3 separate regions of the Homo sapiens genome follow, and all the other regions are linked to region 1. Evidence: chromatin loops called from intact Hi-C (ENCODE). Cell type or tissue: PC-3. All regions are shown on one strand. Each heading gives the region's core, and the rest is flanking DNA. Links, peaks and the distances in the headings are about the cores only. Region 1 overlaps EML6 (EMAP like 6). Region 2 overlaps RTN4 (reticulon 4). Region 3 has its middle 7.7 kb from the start of CFAP36.

Evidence for each region. A loop is a pair of places that touch in the nucleus more often than their neighbours do. Peaks named below come from ENCODE experiments on the same cell type or tissue, not always from the same donor. Only the 100,000 strongest peaks of a DNase experiment are listed, where the experiment ranks them.
Region 2: a loop joins it to region 1, with 7 times the contacts of the local background. A loop is called at or near these places in 50 of 110 quality-filtered maps.
Region 3: a loop joins it to region 1, with 7 times the contacts of the local background. A loop is called at or near these places in 2 of 110 quality-filtered maps.

The regions. Positions count from the first base shown.
Region 1 is chr2:54,895,999-54,903,764 of GRCh38, forward strand. It overlaps EML6 (EMAP like 6), which reads left to right. Exons shown (of 42, transcript NM_001039753.4): 22 at 3,643-3,784; 23 at 7,046-7,198; 24 at 7,373-7,504. Among named protein-coding and RNA genes, the nearest start is that of EML6-AS1, 150 kb to the left of the region's middle. RefSeq lists an enhancer at 7,638-7,766. In PC-3, for the core only: a CTCF peak has its summit at 4,037 (motif pointing right); a DNase peak (open chromatin) is centred at 4,003; H3K4me3 peaks cover 543 bases; H3K27ac peaks cover 1,379 bases.
Region 2 is chr2:55,010,459-55,018,224 of GRCh38, forward strand. The region is part of intron 3 of RTN4 (reticulon 4); the gene reads right to left. It also overlaps the pseudogene RNU6-433P. Among named protein-coding and RNA genes, the nearest start is that of RTN4, 36 kb to the right of the region's middle. RefSeq lists a silencer at 621-680. In PC-3, for the core only: CTCF peaks have their summits at 3,671 and 4,680 (motif pointing right); a DNase peak (open chromatin) is centred at 4,713; H3K27ac peaks cover 1,602 bases.
Region 3 is chr2:55,508,134-55,515,899 of GRCh38, forward strand. No RefSeq gene overlaps it. Among named protein-coding and RNA genes, the nearest start is that of CFAP36, 7.7 kb to the right of the region's middle. In PC-3, for the core only: CTCF peaks have their summits at 3,568 (motif pointing left) and 3,773; a DNase peak (open chromatin) is centred at 3,558.

The DNA.
Region 1 (7,766 bases), core at 912-5,911:
GTCACAGGTCATACCACACTCAAAGGGAGGTGATTATGCAAGAGTGTGAAAACACAAGAGGAGTATGAGGGTCACCGTCACTGGCCACCCTCTGGCCACCAGTTATTCATGTCCCTACCACATACAGAATCCTTTACCTCCACCTCCAAGGTCCCCAAGAGCCTTATCACATTACAGGATCTGCTCAAAGTCCAGAATCTCATTATCTAAATTGGGTCCAGGTGTGGAAGAAGTGCCTTAGATGTAAGTCCTGTCAATCTGTCCGTCCATAAAATGAACAAGACAAATTACCTGCTCCCCACATGCCAGATGCACCTGTGCCCCTTTGGAATGTGGGCCTCACTATAGTCTCAGCCTTGGTCCACATAAGCAAATTGCATCCTCCTTAGTCCCTGTCTTCCCTCAAAAGTCATATTTAGGTAAAATTGAACTAAAATAAATGTAACAGAACCTTTTAGGAGCCAAGAAATGATAAAATCTCACCTCAAGGATGGGGATGTGGTAGGATGTGGAGGTGCGTTAGGTAGTCCTGCCCAGTTTGGTGATGGATAAGACCATATTTAGGTGGAAGAGGCATGGTGAGGGGTGAAGGATGTGTGTTCAGAAGTTGGAGAGAAAAGAAAATGCACTGATCATATGAGCAGTCAGAACTTCCAAGATTCCAGTGCAGGAGCTTCCCCTCCTTGCCTTGATCTCTGAGTGATTGATGCCTGCAGGCTTGCTGTATTACGAGTGAATCCCCAAATCCCACTGAGAGGGTCCCTCTGACTTACTGTATCATGGAAACACATGTGCATATACACTATGGCTCAGGACACTGCAAGGCTTTAAAAACACAGGTGCCCAAATCCCACCCTGGATATCCTGAACAAGTCTGTGTTTTTAAAAGAAAAAATCTATGTTAAAAACAAACCTCGAAAGCTCTGCAGCTGGTCGTGCCTTGCAGCCAGGCTAGAGAACTAGGCTGGAGATGCATCCTTGAGGCAATGAGGTCTTTGTTCTCCAGCTGTTCTTGCTTTTGTTGTTTTCTTCCAAACTAAATCTTTTTTTTTCTGGCCATAACTTCTAATTTAATTTTACTGAAAAGTATTTATTTACTTTTTAATCTCCAAATGTTTGAGAATGTAAATTGTTTCCATGTATGCTATATTGCTAGATATTTTAGAAGATTTATGCCCCAATATGATTTAAATAATACTGTAAGATCTAAACTTTGTTTTCTCTCTTATTTTGTTACACTTGAGGTAGTTTGGTTTAAATATGTTTTATGCTTGACCAAGGCTTTTCACTTCTTAATTCTCTACAATTCTATTCTTTCCTATGTTTGTTTCTATTGCTCTAATAAGAAAAATAACCACAGCAATCATATATTGAGCACCTACTCTGTGTCAGGCAATACCGTTGTACGACATTTGTCTCATCTCCACAACAGATTGGCTCTGTTACATTGTTTTATAGATGAGGGACCTAAAGCCCAGAAAATTACCCACAGTCACATGCTAAGAACTGCAGAGCTGGGATTCCAACCAAGGTTTGCCAGAGCCCTTGTTCACCTCACCAGGCTGTTCCCCACATCTCTTAGCTTGGACACTTCAGGAAAGCCCCTGAGCTATGGGGTGGCTGGTTGAGCTGCTGGAAGCTTCAGACCAGATGTTAGTTACCATCTTTGCCACCTACATGTGTACCATTCTCTCCCTTTTTTTTTTTTCAGCATCTTTTTTTCGTCTTCTGCTCTCTCATTTGCTATTTCCTCTTAGGTGGATCTCATTATTTCAGTTCAGTCAATGTTTGTTGGGCTCCTGCCCAGGTCTGCTCTGTGCTGTGTATATGTGCAGTGGAATAAGGGCTTCCTGCTTGCCCAGGACCGTGTCACAGTCCTGTTCTGAGAGATGATAGAGACAGCAAGGGAAAGTGAAGGAACTGTAGAGGCAGTGTGAGTGAGACGATGGGCTGTCCTGCCGGAAGAAGATTTTAGATCCACTTTGCCGGTTTTGGTGGCACGGCAATCCAATCACAGTTGGAATAGACTGCTTATTTTTTAAGAGAAAATAAGGTTGGGGGAGGGGAGAATGGCAGGTGATGGGTTGTGGCATTTCCCGTCATGTGTGCTTTGAAGCAGTCAGCTCGCAGTTGTACAGCTGTTTATGATCAGCTTTGTGGGTGATCAGCAGCAAAGCAGGATCCTAAGCCCATTTCCTTGAGCCATTCAAGGTCCTTCAAGCCTGCCTCGCTTACTGTCCGATCCTGTGTTACACGGGGATTAAAATAAACAGATTAAGGAAATACAATTTTGATGTCAATATAAGGCAGTGGTTTAAAAGGATCTCTGGGTCCCACAATCTTGTTCTTAACTAAAATACACAAAGGGGCTCAGTCTATAGAAGAGCTTCAAGCAGAGTCAGTCTGGGAAGATGTGAGGTTGACCCCTGAGCTGTACCCTGACTGTGACTCTGGGGCTGGGAGGCTTCCAAAGAGAAGGCTAGAAAACCGGGGATGTAGGGTGTCCTCAAATCCAATAAATTCAAAAACAATGTCTGTATCCTTCAGCCCTCATTTTCTCATATTTGAATGTCAGTTGTATTTGGAACTTTACATCTTCTGCCAAATTACTGTTTTGCTCAAATAGCTTCTCAGTTAAATTGGAATCATCCAATTTCTCTTTGGAAAGCCACCTGTTCCCCAAAGCATTCCAGCTACAAACACCTTTCAGATGCCTGTGTGTGGGCTTCCTTTTTGCTTTACTAAGCAAAGCCTTTTTGTAATTAGCCATTAAAAAGCCAAAATTCAGTAAACAGTTAATCTGGTCTGTTTTATTGCTCTGTAGCACTAATCTTTACACACTGCATTATAGAGTGAAAAATTATGAGAATCAAATTCATTTTCTCCCTGTTAAGTGTTCGTTATAAAAAAATACTGCTTTCTCTTAGTTATTATTCTAAGCCAGCCAAGTGTGTTTGTGATAAGATACAGATACATGGAATTGGTCCAGTGCTTATTAAGCACCTTTCAGTTTTTGATGTTCATTGTTGGCACATGGACAGACCAATTTGTGAACAGACGCAGAACCTGGGCTACACCGAGGACGCTTGAAATGAAAATTTAGCTTCCTTTACTTCTGCTCTGCCGAATGCTACACATTCAAAGGACTAAAATTGCATAAATAATTAGAATATTGCTCTTCAATTTCACTGACATGAATGGGTCGTACCTGCATCTTTTAGAATATGATTTAACTGAAGGAAGTGGTTTGTGTCCTTGTGATTAAGCTGCTTTACTAGGAGGGTACATATATACTATGTTTATTTAGTATGAAACAACAGAAAAGCAGGCATTTCACCATTTACCTGGATGTTTCTAAATGGAAAGATGTTTGGCATCATATAAACAAAACCAATAAGCAATGAGTTCATGTTTTGCTTTGCAAATGAATGATTTAGCATCGTGTAGGTCTAGCTGTAGATTCAAGTTTAAATGAAAAAATTATTTCGGGTGATGATTTTGGTTCAAGGAAGCTCAAAGTGTGTTTATTCCTATTTGTGCTTTTTTGTGGTACTCTTGGACTGAATATGTAGCACCAGGCTAAAGAAGGGCTAGCCAAACAGCATAAGTAGAGTTTATGTTGCCCCTTTTCCTCTCCCACAGGGGCACATGGAAGGAGAAGTGTGGGGGTTGGCAGCTCACCCTCTCCTGCCCATCTGTGCAACAGTGAGCGATGATAAAACACTTCGCATCTGGGAACTATCTGCCCAGCACCGTATGCTGGCAGTACGGAAACTCAAAAAAGGTACATAACACCACCTTACACATCTGTCAGAGTATTTACAAGTAACAGAATGTGTCATATTTATTCACTCAGTTAATATTTACTGAGGGCACGTGTTATATGCCCATAAATATGCTGGGCAATGAGAATTTTATATTGGTTGCTACAGTCATAACTAAGCACATGTAGAATTATGCCAGAAGGCTGGCCTAATCCAGCTCCATTTTTCACTTCATTTTCCTTGCACTGCACAGATATTTGCCACCTGGGGGCAATATGTCCTTCCTCTTCTCATTGAGAGCTGTGGGAGTCAATTGAAATTCATCAGCTTTTAAAGAATGCTATTTATTTTGTAACAGTCTCCAGAACTTATTTTATGACTTGAAAACAAACATCAATTATATAGAAATATAATACTTAAGAAATGAGTAAATATGTCTTGAACACCTAAATGCACTAGAACTATGAGGTGTACTGAGAGGTACAAATTCAGCAAACATTTATTAAGTAGCTTCTGTGTGGCAGGCACAGGGGATCCCATGATGAATGGTCCCATCTCTAGTGTCAGAGATAGACAGGACTTGAACAGAGTCTCAGCAACATATCCATTCAAATTGGGTAATTCGAGGAGAGTCTTTAAAATGGGACTATTTATATAAAGGGATGGGGAAGGTATGAGGAAATGACCAGGGATAGTGCAGCACTATGCAGCTAGTAATGGCGGCTGCTCTCACTGGCCCTGGGCTTGAAGGGACAGGAGGAGAGGACAATTGCTGCAACCTTGAATATGAGAGCCACATGAGATGGCAGCCTGAGAGAAGCCACGACTGATAGCAGGGGACTCTGCCAGCATGCAGTGACCCTGCGGGAGGCAGCCAGGGAAATAAATGGCCCGGCCTCCCTATTCTTCCTCCATCTCTCTAATTTCCCACCAGTGCTCCCCGTTGGCCAAAGTCAACCTGAAACCAGAGGACAAGGGAGCCCATTGATGCTCTCCATGCAGACCAGCTTCAGGCACAGAGCAGGGTGGACAAGGGCAAAAAGGGGATGTGAAAGGACAAACTAAAGATATTTGGCACAAAGTACCCTGGAGCCTCAGAGGACATCTACTGCTTGGAAATGCTTCATCAGAGAGGTGACGAGCTGAGGCTTGAAGGATCTGTAAAAGTTCTTAAGAGGGAAGGATGAAATTGAGGTCTGACCCTAAAATATTTGTACTGAGTAATTTTATAAGCAGACATGAGGATTGTATTCTAGGGTAATAAAATGAAGAAAGGTGTCAAAACAGTAGTAACAATAGTGATGGTGGCTAATATGGCTGAGCCAACAACTATGCCAGCTCTTTCCATGTAGTCTTTGTAGGAACCCCATGAGTAAGGCTATTATTATTGCCACTTACAAATCAGAAAACTGAGGCACAGGAAGCTTAATTAGTTTGCACATTTAGTAGGTAATGGAACCAAATTCAAACCCATGCAGTGTGACTGTGAGAACACACCTGTGGCCACTGCTTAACACTATTTCCCTCTGCCGTGTTGCCTGTCTTTACACTAGGCTCCTGGGGATTGGTAAATGGTGGAGGCAGGATTTCCCAAATCTAAGTCCAAAGCCCATGCTCGTAATCACTACAGGCTAGAATCATTTTGGCTACTAGTTTATATCGGGGGAATGATAGGCCAAGTCCTCACTGTGAAGGACTTGAATGTCAGTGAATGGACTTTATTCTCTAAGTTAAAAATTAGTTGAACAACTATTGACCCATCTTAGATAGGATAACCATTCAACCCAGTTTACCCCTGTTGTTCTGGTATAATTATTAATAGCTTTCCTTTTCACTCTCAAACGTGTCTTGGTCTGTACGATAGATTGTGATTAACCTAATCTTGATGATGCTCTTCAAGGGCAGGCTTGTATTTTCATTGTCTCAGTACTGGCACGTCAGTTTTGAGCATGAACACAGCTTTCAGCATACCATGAACAGAGGAGTTGGTAAAGAGGCTCGGTATTAAATGCCCTGGCACAAGGCCACCTGGCTGTCCTATCCCTGGGGTGTGCTTACAACGCTCGACAATAAGAATGGTGGCAGAGGGTAGGCATGTTCTTGAATCAGTTTCCTTTTAGACATACCTTTGCAAAGTCCATGCTCCTGATTCAGAAATGTCTTTGTGACCCTACAAAGGAGTAGAGAACATGGTTCATGGAGCACCATCACCCTAGTGCCAATTAGTTTTCCAGAAACCCCTTGGGAGAATGTTCAGATTCCATTCTTCGCGTGACAGAAGAGGCAAGAACAACATCTTTCACCTCTAGAGTTATACATTACAATCCGTGGATCAGAGAATTGGAGCAACTAAAAGAATGAGGTCCTCTAAAGCAAGTTGTATGTAAGGCTTAATATTTAAAAAAAATGGTTTCTGGAAATTTTATTATAGAACTCCTATTCTTAAATATTACCTCTTTTCTTCGAAGCAAAGATACTGGTCCTATTAACCCTATACTCCTTTTCTCCATTTACCCCACTTATTTTTTGGAAACCCCAGGTATTTAAATACTCATAAATGAATGAATAAACCTCATGGAAGTTGAAAATGTATTTTTGATATTATGATCTTTTTCCTTGGACTTGGGGAGAAGAGATACTTAATTTTATTTTCTTGAGACAGGGTCTCCCTCTGTCATCCAGTCTGGAGTGCCATGGCATGATCACTGCTCACTGCACCCTCCACCTCCAAAGCTCAAGTGATCCTTCCACCTTGCCTCCTGAGTAGTTGGAATTACAGGCATGTGCCACTATTCCTGGCTAATTTTTGTATTTTTTGTAGAGATGGGATTTTGCTGCGTTGCCCAGGCTGGTCTTGAACTCCAGGGCTCAAGCAATCCACCTGCCTTGGCCTCCCAAGGTGCTGGGATTACAGGCATAAGCCACTGCACCTAGCTTATTTCTTTACTTTTTGTACAGGGTGGGTTTCGCCTCTACAAAAAATAACTTTTCAACTAATTTTTAACCTACGGAATGTGGCCCAGACTGGTCTCGAACTCCTGGGCTCAAGAGTTCCACCTGCCTCGACCTTCCAAAGTGCTGGGATTACAGGCATGAGCTGCTGCGCCCAGACAAGAGGTGTCTTAAATTAGGAAGTTTTAGTTCTCACAAGTGTAGTGTCAATTTAAAGGCAGTCACGTGTCCATACATAATGCACATCATCAGATTTCTTCATCTTTTCATGTGGTTTGCTTGACAGTGAAGTTTTGGATAATAAGTGTTTTTTGTGGATTCTTCTGTAGGTGGAAGATGCTGTGCCTTTTCCCCTGATGGGAAAGCCTTAGCGGTTGGCTTGAACGATGGGAGTTTCCTGGTGGTAAATGCTGACACTGTTGAAGACATGGTCTCTTTCCATCACAGAAAAGAAATGATCTCTGATATTAAGTTTTCAAAAGGTGAAGATGACAGCAGATACTTTTTAAAATAGCACAGTCTTGGGACAAAAAATTACAAGAATGAACTATTTCAAATGTTTCTTTGACCATTTTCCCACTTTTAAAATACTAAGTTCCTGGAAGTAAATTCCTATATAAAATGCTTCGATGTTAACCCCACATTTTTCTTAACAGATACGGGAAAATACCTTGCCGTGGCATCCCATGATAACTTTGTGGATATTTACAACGTACTTACAAGCAAAAGGGTTGGCATCTGTAAAGGTGCTTCTAGTTATATTACACACATTGACTGGGACTCTAGAGGTAAAGTATGTTGTGGCTTTTAAAATAGAATTTCTGTGTTTAAAAAATGTCCATTTATGCATTGTTTCTAGAGAGAATGGCAGTTGAGTGTTAGAAATGGGAAAGGGGAATCCCACAACAATATAAACGACTGTAATTTTACAACCCAGAGGCAGCTGCTGCTAACATTTTGAATACTTTTTCCATCTTTTTACGCTTAGGATGATTATTGTCACTATTGATTCAAGCCATTGAGTTTTAAGACAGTTAAAGATACATGATG
Region 2 (7,766 bases), core at 555-5,554, 110 kb after region 1:
AGGGTTGTTCTTAGAACTAACCACTGAATGTATCTGAAATGCAATTAAAGCCATATGCAGTTTTTTTTTCTTTCTTTTTTTAACAGATGGTCGAATTATGCTACTGGTTTTCAGTTTCATTTAAAACTCTAAAATTAATGGTTACCTAATAAGATAAAAATGGACTGATCAAATATTAATAGCCTAAATTTCAAGCTTGTGAAATGATGAGTCTCCTTAATTGCTCCTAAGTTCATTAAGACGTAAAACATTCAGCATTTTGCACCTTATGAAGAGATAAACAGAAAATAAAAGTCAAATTACTAATGTTTATTGAACATATTATTTGAACAGAAAACTTTAGCAACTTAATCTTCCTAATATCTTTTTTCCTCTTTTACAATTATGGAAATCCAGAGACTTACAAACATACACTTACTCTTAATCATCATCTGCTCCAACTCAATCTTTGAATATTTATTAGACACCTCTACAGACAGTATTAATAGATTCTTAGCTTGGGGAGATATATTCATGGGCTAATGATATAATCTGCCATGGGAAAATGACATAAAAGCAAACTATAATTTTATTTTATTTTTTATTTTTTTCTGACACAGGGTCTCGCTCTGTCACCAAGGCTGGAGTGCAGTGGTGCAATCATTGGTCACATGGCAACCTCAACCTCCCAGGCTCAAGAGATCCTCCCATCTCAGTCACCACAGGCATGTGCCACCATGCCCAGTTAATTTTTTATTTTTACACTTTTTTTAGAGATGAGGTCTCCCTGTGTTGTCCAAGCTGGTCACAAACTCCTGGGCTCAAGCAATTCTCCCACCTCAGCCTCCTAAAGTGCGGGGATTACAGGTATGAGCCACCACACCTGGCCTAAAATTTTACTGAAAAATATAAAAACAAATCTATGTACAGCATTTTTAAAATCTGTGTTCAACTTTATAAAACTGATTTTCATTCCAATGCAGTGTCTCTACTTATGTTCCACAATCAATTCACCTGATACTTATATCTGCCTAAGCAGAAAAGGCACTAACAAATCAGCTAAAATATTTTAAAATGCAATTTGCGAAAATACTATAAGATACGTAGCCTATGTACAAAAATACATACTTAAGACTGTATAGCTAAAATGAAATAGAGATAATATTTTCTGGAACCTGCTATCTGTGGGCTGCAAAATCCTTAATATCAGAAGTGGCTTGATATTAATATATACTCCTATTATGTACCCAAAAAAACTAAAAACAAAACATGTAAGACTTAAACATAGAAAGAACTAAAATTAGGAAAATGAGAGGGGAAAAAGGAAGTGGCTTGAATATCAATGACACATTTATTTCCCTATCTGCCTCTCTAACTCCAAACATAAATAAAGAAAAGTAATTTTTAAAAGAGCCCAGTATTCTCAGCTCGAGTTAATATTTAACTTTAAACTTTATTCACTGAACCCCTGCATAATGTGATATTTGAGAACCCGGTCAGCAAGCCATATCATGGCCTGAAAATGTCTGGCCTCTCCACGCAACATTCAGAATCTCAAACTATTTAGTAAATACAAAATACTGACTTTCTAATAACAAGTCCCTTAAAACTGAAAGCCAATAAATAACGAGCATTAGAATAAAACACTCAACTATAGTACTCAAACACTATTTTCAAGTCAGAGATTACTTCACTAGTAGAAGAAAAAAGTTTTACTGTGATCAAGTTACTCGGCACTTAAGACTACTTGTATCTTCCGTGGTACTTGATTTGGCTTAACAATTAAAGAAAAAAGTCTGAGAGGGGCAAGAATGTGTAATAAGACATACCCACTCATCTAAACATTAAACATACTTAATAGCACCCCTGACAGATTAAAAAGTCAAAATAGGAGCCCTGAAGTTTAGTAAACATTTCAGCCTACATAGTGACATCTACTTCTTTAATTTTTATGGTCTTTGTAAGTGTACAAGGAAAACTAGCTTGTGGAAATCAACTGACATTTTGCCCAGTTCTTTCTCACAAAGTTTTTCAACTAGACTTGTTTTAAGTTTGGCAAGTTAAGCAAAAAAGTGCTTAAATCTGAAAAACTGATATGACACAAATTTGTTAAAGATGTAAAGCCAGATGGGCTATGTTTATTATGAAAATCATATAATCTCTACTAAAAATAGAAGGCTTTAGGACATTGCCTGACAAAAAGTAGGCACTATGTAAGTGCTATTTACTTATCAGTATGCTAAAAATAACAATCAAACTAAGAAGCAACAAGACAAGTAAGGCACATCTAAGAAAGCTCATATATTAAGTCCTTCAACTCTAGGCAATAACCCAATCTTTCTAAACAGAATTGCCCCCTCTCATACACAAACTATTGTCGTTGCTGTATAGTTCTATTATTTTCCAGCTGAGAAAAATGTACATCTGCATAGTTTATAGGTCCTATTCCACAATGAACCCCAACTTAACAAGTCAAATAAAGAAAGGACATAAATCTGTTAAAAACTTATCTTCATTTATTTTGTTTTCCTTCAACTACCTAACTTTTAAAAAAATTAATTCTTTTGAGGACAATTTTCAAGTAGAGCACATGTCTCAACTTGCAGAATGGCATTTTGACTATTTGAGACAGGAACCTCTTTTCCCATAAAAGCAAAGGCTCACAAAGGAGAGGCCACAGAAAACTCCTTTATTTATACTGCAAGCCAATAAAAGTGTTGTATGAATTCTAAGCCCTATTTCATATTGTGTGTTTGTGGAGGGGAGAAGAGGGGAAAAGTATTCTCCTTTTCCTGAACTCAAAATCAGCTTTATACAGAACTTTTGAAATAAACTGTTCAAAGTTCATATTTGGCAATTTCCCACTCCTCAATGTCCATGTCCCCAGTATCCCCTTCTCCCAAGCATGACAAAAAAATCAAAGATGAAAACTTGCCCAAATACATATCCATAATGTCTTTCCTTTGCATCTTATGAAGGGATAAGCTCTAAAGGGTAATATGCTGTAAAATTACCTACACGGTTTCTTTTCTCACATCTCAGACCAAACCCTCGTTTCCTTCATGCACTTACCTGTTAAGTAGGAAATACGCATAAATCAATTCCTACTAAACAAGAAACTCTTTTATGACCTCAGAAACTGTGTGTATGTTTTTTGGTGGGTTTTTTTTTGGGGGGGGGGGAGGGTGTAGGGGGGGTGGTATCTAACTGGCAAGATTTCAGACAGTAGAAAGTTATATTTTAGATTTTAGAACAGGCAGCACTAGGCAAGGTGTTAAGTCCACCCCAGCCAGCTCTTATTCTAAGACATTCTTCCTTTTCCATTTCTTTCTTTCCTCTACTTCTGCACCCAGGAAAAACTCAGGTTTTTGTTTTGCTTCGTTTTTCTTTACAACATTTAGAGATGCAAGGGAAAGAGGGTGGGAAAGCAGCAATCATTTGGATTGAAAATGCTACTCTGAAAGTTAGAGACTGCTTATGTACACTGCTCTTGAGAGCTAAAATAATTTATACTTTCCAGCCACAGAAAATAGGCATGTTTTTTAAAAAATAAGAAACAATTATAGCTACACAGTAGTTTTAAGCTTATTTCAAAATTTAACTATTCTGAGCTACACAAAGGTATGAAATTAACATGTTTCAATACTGAAAGGAGTTAATTTTTAAAACCCTACCATATGCTGTAATATAATGCCCTCTATGGACTAAATTACAGCACTTCAACATTACTGAATTAAATCTTAAGAACTGGAAAAAGATTTTAGTCTAGAAAATGAATGACAGTACAAGTTAAAATAGCAAAACAACGAGCATTTTAAAGTCTATAAAAAATTTAACATAAGGTACCAAAAATGAATACTAAAATTCATAAACTGAAAGTGACACTATTTATGAAAACTAATATGCTAACTTCTTACATTATAATCTAAAACATACAAATATTCTTAAACACCCAAAGCATTTTTAAAAATTTTTTATATAAAAATATGAAACACTTCACAAATTCTATGCGTCATTCTTGTGCAGGGGCTATGCTAATCTTCTCTGTATAATTCCAATTTTAGTATGTGCTGCTGAAGCAAGCATTTTTTTTTTTTTGGAGACAGAGTCTCGCTCTGTCACCAGGCTGGAATGCAGTGGCACGATCTTGGCTCACTGCAACCTCCACCTCCCGGGTTCAAGTGATTCTCCTGCCTAGCCTCCCAAGTGGCTGGGACTACAGGTGCGTGCCACCAAGCCCAGCTAATTTTTGTATTTTTAGTAGAGACGAGGATTCACCATGTTGGCCAGGATGGTCTGGATCTCCTGACCTCGTGATCTGCCCGCCTTAGCCTCCCAAAGTGCTGGGATTACAGACGTGAGCCACTGCACCTGGCCTCAAGCACGCATTTTTAAATTCTGAATTCAAGAATTAATAGTCACTAGGCCCTAAACAGATCTTCTTAAACTTTAATGTCTTCATTTAAGTATCCAGGTTTGGGGGGAATCTTTAAGGTCATTTCATAATGTTTATAGTAGTATGATTAAAGCATTTGTTTGATTTGGTACAAGATGTCAATATTCAAAATTGTTTATAAAAATTTTAAACTCATCTGTTAGTGCAAAACGATATTCACAGCTCGCTAAATTTCTCTGTCCAACTGAATTTATTCCACATAGTCAATTATAGATCATTCCACAGACTTGATCTTCCATCTGCAACACTAGATGGCACCAACACCCGTAGTCTACAGTTGATTGCCCAGTTCATGGAAGGCAATCTGGCAAACATTAACTTTCTGGCTTTTCCACAAGATTGCTGCCTGGCCCTAGGCAGCTAGATCAGAGTATGGGAATAGGAAAACAACTCTAACACCAAAAAAATACGTGGGGCAAAATAATCCCTAATCGGAATCCAAAATCAATTTTAAATAGATCAGAACTAAGTGTAAAATTAAAACTATAAGTAAATAAAAAATATATTTTCCTTTGTGAAAACTGAAAATGTCCACTGAAATGTAAACTAAAAATCTTTTAGAAAACTGAGGGAAAACTATAACACAAGAGTTTACATCCTTTATATGTAAAGAACTCTCATAAAATCAGGGAAAAAAATGAACACCTACATTTAAAAATGGGCAAAGAGTATGAACAAGCAAAAATCACAGAAGAAATACAAACTGCCAACATGTTCACATTCACTAATAATCAAAGATCAAAAAAGCAAGTACTACTTGCACCTATCAAACTGGTAAAGGGCTTTTAAAAAATACCTAGTACAGAATGTCCAGAAGAATATTTAAGGAACGAGTCATAGTAGATAACTCTAGGAAACAGCACTAGGCAGCTGGACAACAGAGAGAGAGGAAGAAGTGTGACTGTCACTGTACTTTCTGCATTTTGTATAATGTAAAAATATTATCTATCAAAAAATAAGCAATATGAATTGTTGGTGAAAGTAGAGAAATGGGTGTTTTCTTCTTCTGATAAAAGGGTAAAAATTAGTACAACTTTTCTGGTGGCCAATTTTTATACAAACCCTTATAAATGCTCATACCCACTAACCTAGGTTTTTATTTCAAATTGATTTATGGAAAATAATTCAGGGATATGTAAGACATATTTAAATATAAAGAGGTTAATAGCATTATTTATCAATAACAAAGGAACAATCTAAGGGTCCAACAATAGCAAAGTGACTGGTTAAACTATACCCATACTAAGGAACACTAAGTACAAAAAATCAGCAGCAAAATATTTAAAGACATGGAAATGTTTGCATTATATAAGACATTACTAAAGTTTTTAAAAGCTTATAAACAATATATAGAGTATGATTCCAATTTCATAAAACACTATTACATTCTTAAAAATACACATATGCGGCCAGGTGCGCTGGTTCATGCCTTTAATCCCAGCACTTTGGGAGGCCAAGGTGGGCAGATCACTTAAGGTCAGGAGTTCTGGACCAGCTTAGCCAACATGGTGAAACCCTGTCTCTACTAAAAATACAAAAATTAGCCAGGCACGGTGGCCCACACCTGTAATCCCAGCTACTCGGGAGGCTGAGGCACGAGAATCGCTTGAACCCAGGAGGCAGAGGTTGCAGTGAGTGGAGATCCCGCCACTGCTACTCCAGCCTGAGTGACAGAGCGAGACTATGTCTCAAACAAAAACAAAAACAAAACACATGTGCATTGAAAGTAGACTAGAATAATATATTCTAAAATATTAAACATTGATTATGTCTGGGTAATATGATTATAATTTTTTTCATCTCAATGCTTTTCTACATTTTTCAAATTTGTACAATGAGCGTGTATTGTATGTCAGACTGCTTCATAAACTGTTGCTCTAACTTCACTGATAGTTATCAAGTCCTTAGAAAAAATCCTTATTACTAAAATATTGAAGCTCAAGTAGATTAAAACATTTGCCAAGGGTCATACAGCTAAATCAGTGAAAGGGTCAGAATTAGAACTCAGGTCTGTAAAATGCCTAAAATTAAGTTATTTAACCACATTATATTTAGCAGGTATCTCTTTTTTATGGTACATATTTATTTTCAATCTGTATTGGGCCCACAGTAAGCACTAAATAAATCCTCACTAATTTAACAATGTCACTTTTTAAAAAGTAAATATAATCGTTTCCTTTATTAACAAGAGTCAGGTTCTAATTTAGCTACATTGTACATCTACTGATAGCCTTCCAGTTAAGATTAACTACTTATCATAATAAAGTCCAACTTACATCAAAATTTTCCAAATATTATTTGCTCAATAAAAATATATTTTAAACAAAATATCAACTCTTAGTATCTACAGTACTTCAGTAAAAAAACTCAAAGGCTATATATACTTTTTCAGAAAAATATTTTAAGTCGTAAGAATATCAAAACAATTCTTATTCATGAACATATGTAAGTTCTTATTCATGAACATATATAAGTTTGCAAAGCTAATTTCGTACTATTTACCTAGACAAACAAGCCCTTTTAAAGTGAGTGATCATGGTAATACTACTTGGTGAATCCTGGGTATTACATAGTTTAATTATAATGAACAAATAATCAATGTATGGTCGGTTTACACTTCACTTACCAATAGTTCCAATTAGTTCAGCAAGACACAATCTATATTTCGATTACGAACTAAAAATATTCTCTGTGCATTAGTGACAAGCAACCAACAAACATATATTAAGTTATCATTAAGTCAAGATCTCAGCAGTTTGGACAGGAAACATGAGCACCTTTCTGTACCAATGGCCTACCAACATAAACAGATGATAGCAGTTGTCCAAAGTAGGGTTTTTCAGTCTCCACATACTAGCAACAGAATGTTACCCTAGTTCCAATATCCTTACATATGTGAGAAAATGTAGATGGCAACCAACTTTCTTGACATCTTAAGATGTCAAGAAATGTCTTACATTGCCTAATGGTTCAACACAACAGATATATGATAAAAGCAGTAGCACCTTGATTGCCTGCTAAAGTTAGGACAATAACTGCTTATTCCAAAACCAGGAAATAACTGTGAACGGACAAAACCTGAGTTGGAATCGCAGTTCATTCTTGTGAAACTAGGTAACAACTAATACAAATAAGAAGTTAGCCCAATGTCTGAAACACGGCAGAAGCTCAAAAACATTGTGCTTATTACATAATTTACCAGGTATCCTTGAAAAAGTTACTTAACATCCTTAGGCTTAGATTTTATCATCTATAAAATGGTTCCTTCTTTCAGATTATGGTGAAGACCTAAATGAAACAAATATGTGAGAGTGCTTGTTGGTCAGAAGAT
Region 3 (7,766 bases), core at 1,489-6,488, 610 kb after region 1:
CAGATAGGAAGTAAGTGTCAAACCAAATTGTTAAGATGCCAGTATAAATAATTTTGGAGACATGAGCAGAGACTGATACTGATTCTCAACTGTCAAAATATTAGAAATGAAAATTATGTATGCATAGTAAGGACATGTTTAGTGGTGAAACATTCTAAGTTTTTAATGTACTCATACTGAGTAAATTTCATACTTTGAAGCTGCACTGTCCAATATGGTAGCTACTAGCCACGTGTGACTACTTAAATTCAAATTAATTAAAATTAAATAGGCCTGGACAGTGCCTCACACCTATAATCCCAGCAATCTGAGAGGCCGAGGTGGGCGGATTACCTGAGGTCAGGAGTTCGAGACTAGCCTGGACAACATGGTGAAACCCTGTCTCTATTAAAAATACAAAAATTAGCCGGCCGTGGTGGCGCACGCCTGTAATCCCAGCTACTCAGGAGGCTGAGGTAGGAGAATCGCTTGAACCCAGAAGGCAGAGGTTGCAGTGAGCTGAGACTGTGCCATTGCACCCCAGCCTGGAAAACAGAGCAAGACCCCATTTCAAAATAAATAAATAAATTAAATTAAATTAAAAGAAAATTCAGTTTCTCAGTTGTACAAGCCATATTTCAAGCTCTCAAGAGCCACACTGGACACAGAGCACACTGGACATGCAGAAATAGAACATTTTCATTAGGGTAGAAAGTTCTGTTGATGCTGTCATGGAGTATGACCAGTTGTGAGTGAAAGGGTCATAATTAAGCTTTATCAATATTACTTACCTGGAAGTTTATCACAACTACTTTTTAATTATCCATGCTATGAGTTACTTCTATTTTTTTTCTTTTTCTTTATTTACACACCCTTGCTGGCTTGAAAAGTTACTTTTAGAGGCAAGATATACAACTAGATAAAACAAGGGTCAAATTCTTTACTGCCTTTTTCTTCCAAGGAAGACTTCCTTGGAATTTTATTATCTATAAGCTAGTAAGAAATGTAATGGCTTATTGTGGCTATTATCTTCCAGCACCTAAGAAATGCAATAGCTTCTTGTGAAAAGTAAATATGCAGCAACTTTTGACTTGGTATAACATTTCAGATGCTGAATAACTAGGCATCATTTTATTCTTTCTGTGACTGAGCAGAACAGCTGAGGAAAATAAAGGATTTTGTCTGCTTTATATAATAGTATAACCCATAGCACACCCAGACAGAAATAATCTTTTATGATGAGTTTGGTAGGCACTTCTTTAACATGTAGGGGTAGAAAAAAAATAACCTCTATTAACAGTTAAGGGTTTTGAATTATAAAATGTCTCTACTGTGATACAAACATTTATTTATTTTCCACTTTTAAATTTTAAAAACAGCATTCTTTTCAGAAATGCCTTAGGAATATATAAATAATACTGACATGGATAAAAATCATTATATATTTTTCTGGAACAAAAGAGAAAATAATTGTATATTATCTAGTTCTCTTATGAGCTAAACATAGCTCTGACACTATAATTCAATAAAGATGTGATACACCAAAAAATTTTAGTAAGACAAATCCTACTATAAATATTAGATATAAAATAGTTAAAATGCCAGCAAACAGTTCAAAAATACATTAAAACCTTAACCTGGGCTGGGCAAGGTGGCTTATGTCTGTAATCCCAGCACTTTGGGAGGCCAAAGTGGGAGAATTGCTTGAGCACAGGACTTCAAGACCACCCTGGGTAACACAGTGAGACCCCCATCTCTATAAAAACTTTTTTTTTCTTTGTTTCGAGACAAAGAGTCTTGCTCTGTTGCCCAGGCTGGGTGAAAAAAAAATTAAAATAAGCATAATGAAGAGTATTTCTTACAATTTTTTTTTTTGAGATGAAGTTTTGCTCTTGTCACCCAGGCTGGAATGCAGTGGCATGATCTTGGCTCACTGTATCCCTCGCCTCCCAGGTTCAAATGATCCTCCTGCCTCAGCCTCCTGAGTAGCTGGGATTACAGGCTTGCACCACCACACCTAGCTAATTTTTTTATTTTTAGTAGATATGGGATTTCACCATGTTGGCCAGGCTTGTCTTGAACTCCTGACCTCAGGTGATCCGCCTGCTCAGCTTCCCAAAGTGCTGGGATTACAGGCGTGAGCCACCATGCCCAGCCTTTCTTAAAAATTTTAAAAAGTCAGTTATACCTGGTAAAGATGTATTCTTTTGTCTTTTTTTTTTTTTTTTGAGACAGAGTCTCCCTTTGACACCCAGGCTGGAGTGCCCTGGTGCAATCACAGATCACTGCAGCCTCCACCTCCTGGGCTCAAGGGATCCACCTACCTCAGCCTCCCCAGTAACTGGGGCCACAGATGCACACCACACATGGCTAATTTTATTTGTATGTTCTGTAGGGACAGGATCTCAAAATGTTTCCCAGGCTGGTATGAAACTCCTGGGCTGAAGCAATCCTCCCACCTTGGCCTCCCAAAGTGCTGGGATTATAGGGTGTGAGCCACTGTGCCTGGCCTAAAGATTCATTCTTTATCATCATTATTAAACATTTCACATTGTTTATCATCTTTAGTGACTGTAATAAAATACGAAACAGAAAAAAGAGAAACAGTGGAAGGGCAAAAACAAAAAATATATATTTTTTAGAATATATGATTGCATAGCAAGAAAATTAAAAAGAATCACCTCATAACTACTATAATTAATAAAAGAACACAGATATTGGCCAGGCACGGTGGCTCATGCCTGTAATCCTAGCACTTTGGGAGGCTGAGGCGGGCGGATCACGAGGTCAGGAGATCGAGATCACCCTGGCTAACACGGTGAAAACCATCTTGGCTAACATGGTGAAACCCCGTCTCTACTAAAAAATACAAAAAATTAGCCGGGCGTGGTGGCGGGTGCCTGTAGTCCCAGATACTCGGGAGGCTGAGACAGGAGAATGGCATGAACCTGCGAGGCGGAGTTTGCAGTGAGCCGAGATCATGCCACTGCACTCCAGCCTGTGAGACAGAGCGAGATTCTGTCTAAAAAAAAAAAAAAAAAAAAGATATTAAATGTTAATGCTGCTAAAATCAGTATATTTCTGTAAAATCATCAAAACCCAATTAGAATGTATGTAAAATAAACTCACCCAAGCAAAATGAGTGATATGCATGATCTTTATAAGGAAAACTACAATGCTGATTGAGAGATACAAATGAAGACTTAAATGGGGAAAACACCATATTCTTCAACAGGAAAAATAAATATCATAAGGACCTTTTTTTTTCAAACTGTCTTACAGATTTGATGCAATTGTAATTAAAACATAATTTTTGGATGCCATAAAAGAATGATTAGAAATTCATGAGAAAACATATTTTATCTGATAATAAAATACATTACTCTCAGATAATTAAATATATTACTATCAGATAATTAAATGCATTACTACGGTTTAAAACAATGCCTCTGATTAATCTCCCCTCCTCTCCAATATTAATGGGAGAGCAAGCTCCCTAAGACCTCTGGGTCACACTGAAGCAGGATCTTGGTTGATGTTGATTTCCTTTCCTTTTTTCCCTTTTTTCCCGTGGTCTGCCCTCTGGTGATCTAAATCAGCACCTACGTTTTCACTGCAGCAAGACAGTTCACAACTTGTTATGGAAAGCCAAGGAATTAGGAGTGAGTGCCTGGGTCAAAAGGGCATTAAATGACATCTTCCAATCCTACTTCCTATATAAAATAATATGACGTCTTGGTTTGGCAAAAAACGCTGACAATTTTTAAAGCATGATGTTTCTTTTCTGTATGCTTGCAAATTTCCATAATGAAAAGTTAAAAATAGAAACAACAAAAAATTATTGCTCCCACAAATATGTGACCAATATATAAAAGAATCCTCAGTCACATTAACAATTAAACAAAGGCAAATTAAAACAAGTAAAAATTTTTTTTCATTCCAGACCAAAAAGAACATTGAAACGCTAATACCTTTTAGCGCTAAAGAGGATATGGGAAAATAAGCAGCCAATCTTTTGGGGAGGGTATTACTGCTATCTTTTGGAGGGCAATTAAGTAATACCAATGGAAAATTTTATTGTTCCAAAAACATTTCATATCCTTACACCCAGAATTCCACTTTTATCTTATGAAAACACCCAGGGAAGAATGCAAAAATATATGTACATGAATGTTTATTGTACCATTGTTTATGAGAGCGAAACATTGGGAATGAGTATGAATAAGTACTTATTAAATAAGTTAAGATACATCATACAATGGAACACATGCATCTTTTATTTATTTATTTATTTATTTATTATTTTTTAGAGACAAGATCTCACTCTGTCACCCAGGCCGGAGTGTACTGGCGCAGTCAGGGCTCACTGCAGCCTTGACCTCCCAGGCTCAAGCAAACATCCCACCTTAGCCTCCCGAGTAGCTGGGACTACAAGCAGGAGCCAACAAGCCCAACAAATTATTGTTTTTTTTGTAGAGATGGTGGTTCCACCATGTTGCCAGGCTGGTCTTGAACTCCTGGGCTTGAGAGATCTGCCTGCCTTGGCCTCCCAAAATGCTGGGATTACAGGCATGAGCTACGGCATCTGGCCCATGCATCCTTTTAAAAGAAAATCTCTTTTTATCAACACAGAAAGATATCCTTGGAAAATTAAGTAATGAAACAACTCGTATAAATGAGAATGGCCACATTTTGGTTAAAGAAGATAATAATATACGTTAATATGTTCATTTAAAAAAATGTGGAGGCCAATAACCAAACAATTACAATGGTTTTCTTTAGATAGTAAGAAAAATGGGAGACTTTCACTTTCTTCATTGTGTAGTTCTGTAATGTTTGATTTTTTCAAGGCACATATATTATTGTTAAGCTCAATGTCCTGGGTTCCAAATATGAATCTTGAAGTTATCATCATCATTTTCCCCAGAATATTCTAAAAGGGACTAGAGTAAATAGGACACTCATTGATTTCCTTACTTGTCTGACAAGGATAAAGCCCAAGCTAGTGGCCTCCACAGTGGGTGCACAAGATGATCCATTGATGCTCAGAGAAAAAGTATGCGAACATCAACATACATATTTTAATCTCATCCTTTGTTAATTTCCATTGTCAACTTTTGTTTTTAAATCATACATTATATAATTATTTATATTCATAAATGTATATTACATGTATATCATTTGTACATAAATATATACTCATATATTACGGGGAGTGTTCAAACATTTTTTTATTGATGGAGTATCTGATCAAAAGAGTTTAGAGTCCATTAATTTAGGTCAAAGCTGCCTTTAAGAGAACTTGAATTAGAGCTAAGGTAGACATAAACATTTTCCATAAGTTAGTTGTCCTCCCCAAAGTCACTAATACAGTACTTAAAAGGAAAAAAATCAGGAAAATAGGTGAGAAAACACAATGGAAGACACATGAAAGAGTCAACTCAGTAAGTAATAAAAGGTAGAAGAGAAGAAAGTAAAACGGACAGAATGATTATTTACCTATACACAAATCAAATAATAAAACAATGGGGAAAACCTTAATGAATAAAGAAAGGGAAGTCAAAATGCAGGAATAGTCCCACAAAACATTTAGAGATGAAGAAACCACATTCTATCCTGAAAAAAAAGCAAATTGTCAAACAGTTGGAATTTAGAATGTAACACATCTGTAGTTCTATGTTTTCAGCCTAATGCTTCAAGCATAGTATGCACTCAATGAGTAAAGAAAGAAAGGATTTTAGGTTATAGCATTTTACACCAAATTAATGTGTTTAGCTGCAATTTGAAAGCTTAATGTGTTTTTGTTATTTCTCTATTTTAAATTGAGCTGCTGAATATTTTATAGATTATGAGAAACAGAAAACAAAAAAATTGAAAAAACAATGGCAATTTTGTGATGTTACATTTGCAAATGCAATGAAAAAGGTAACAACTCATTGGGAGAATTTCAAAATATGACAGGTAATTATTTATTTGCCAACCCATGGAAACCTCCTCTATTCCTTTGCCGTTATATGAGCCAAATAATCAAATAAGAATATTTGCAATGAACTTATAATTTAGAACTTCTAAAATTTCTAGAGCCAGAATAAAGGCAATTAACAGGATTAAAGCAGTGACCTTTTTCCTGCTCTTGAAAGCTGAATTCATTAGTGACGTTCTATACGGTCTATAAATTATTTTTTAAAATAACACTTCCATTGTGTGGGTATTTTTAAGCCTATTGCTAATAGTTACTTTAAGCCCTCTGATCTAGAATGTAAGCATGTTTTGTTAGTGTTAAAACAAAATGAAATCCTGTTTTGCAGTAGTTACAACTTTACCATCTCTCCCAGGGGCAGCAAAGATAAATAGATTATTTTTAGGCAAATGTAAGGCACTATATTCTTAGATTATCATTCAGATATTCATCAAATATTCAATGAGGGTTTCTCAGTGCCAAACATTGTGTTGGAGTTGGAGATCCACTCGTGAAATTAATGAGTCAGCCTCCTCCAGAATTCACAATAGTCTTTCCTTGATTAATTTTGCAATATCCAAACTATCTGAGATATATCTGTGCATGTGTATGGATGTGTAGACTCATGAATATAAAACACTACTATAAAAAAGATAACTACTTAACATTTAACCATGATTATTGTAGGAGGTGCAATACTTAACTCTTAAAAAAAGTAAGTAGAAGTATCTTTAAAAGCCGCATAATGTGTGATTCAACAATTCTACTTTTAGGAATTCATCTTCACAAAATGATAAAGGTTAGTGGCAAATATTTAATTACAAGGGTGCTCATAGTAGAATTATTATTATTGTTGTTATTATTATTATTTTAAGACAGGGTCTCACTCTGTTGCCCAGGCTGGAGTACAGTGGTGTAATCAGAGCTCACTGCAGCCTCCAACTCCTGAATTCAAGCAATCTTCCCATCTCAGCCTCCTGAGTAGCTGAGACTACAGGTGCTTGCCACCATTCCTGGATAATTTTTTTTTTTCTTTTGCAGAGGCAGGGTCTCGCTATGTTTCCCAGGCATATTTTTTTAAAAAGTGCAAGAAACATCTTAGATCAATGCAGGATTGCTTACATAAATTATGATCACACAATGGGAAACTAGGTAATATTAAAAAGGATTATGTAGAAGTGTTTTCAATGATGTGGAAAAAATTCCATGATATATCAGAAAGTGAAAATTAGAAGTTTCCTTGTTGCTTAGGTGTCTAGTACAGAAAACAAGTCCTGACTGTGCTCTGAGCCTGGGCAAGACACTTGACCTCACAGACTCAGTTCTTCCATCTGTTAATGTGTGGAATTTGTGTTACCCTCAAATTCATATGCTGAAGTGATAGTCCACAGTGCCTCAGAATGCGATATTTGGAGATAAGGTTTTTAAAGAGGTAATTAAGTTAAAATGAGGTTATTAGGGGGCCTTAATCCAATATGACTGATATGCTTATAAGAAACGGAGATTAGTACATAGGCTGTATAGGGGTAAGACCAGGTATAGACACAGGGAGAAGACAGCCATCTGCAAGCCAAGACGAGAAGCCTCAAAGGAAACCAACCCTGCCAATAACTTGATCAGAGACATAGACTTCAGAACTTTCAGAAAATAAATGTCTGCCGCTCAAGCCACCCAGTCTGTGGTAATTTGTTATAGCAGTCCTAGCAAACTAATACACCATTTAAAAGAGGGAGAAAATCTTAATATCATCTTTATTTAGCTCACAAGTTTGCTGTAAGTCAAATAGATGTAATCTCTTTGTAAACTGTAAAGTACTATATAAATGTGA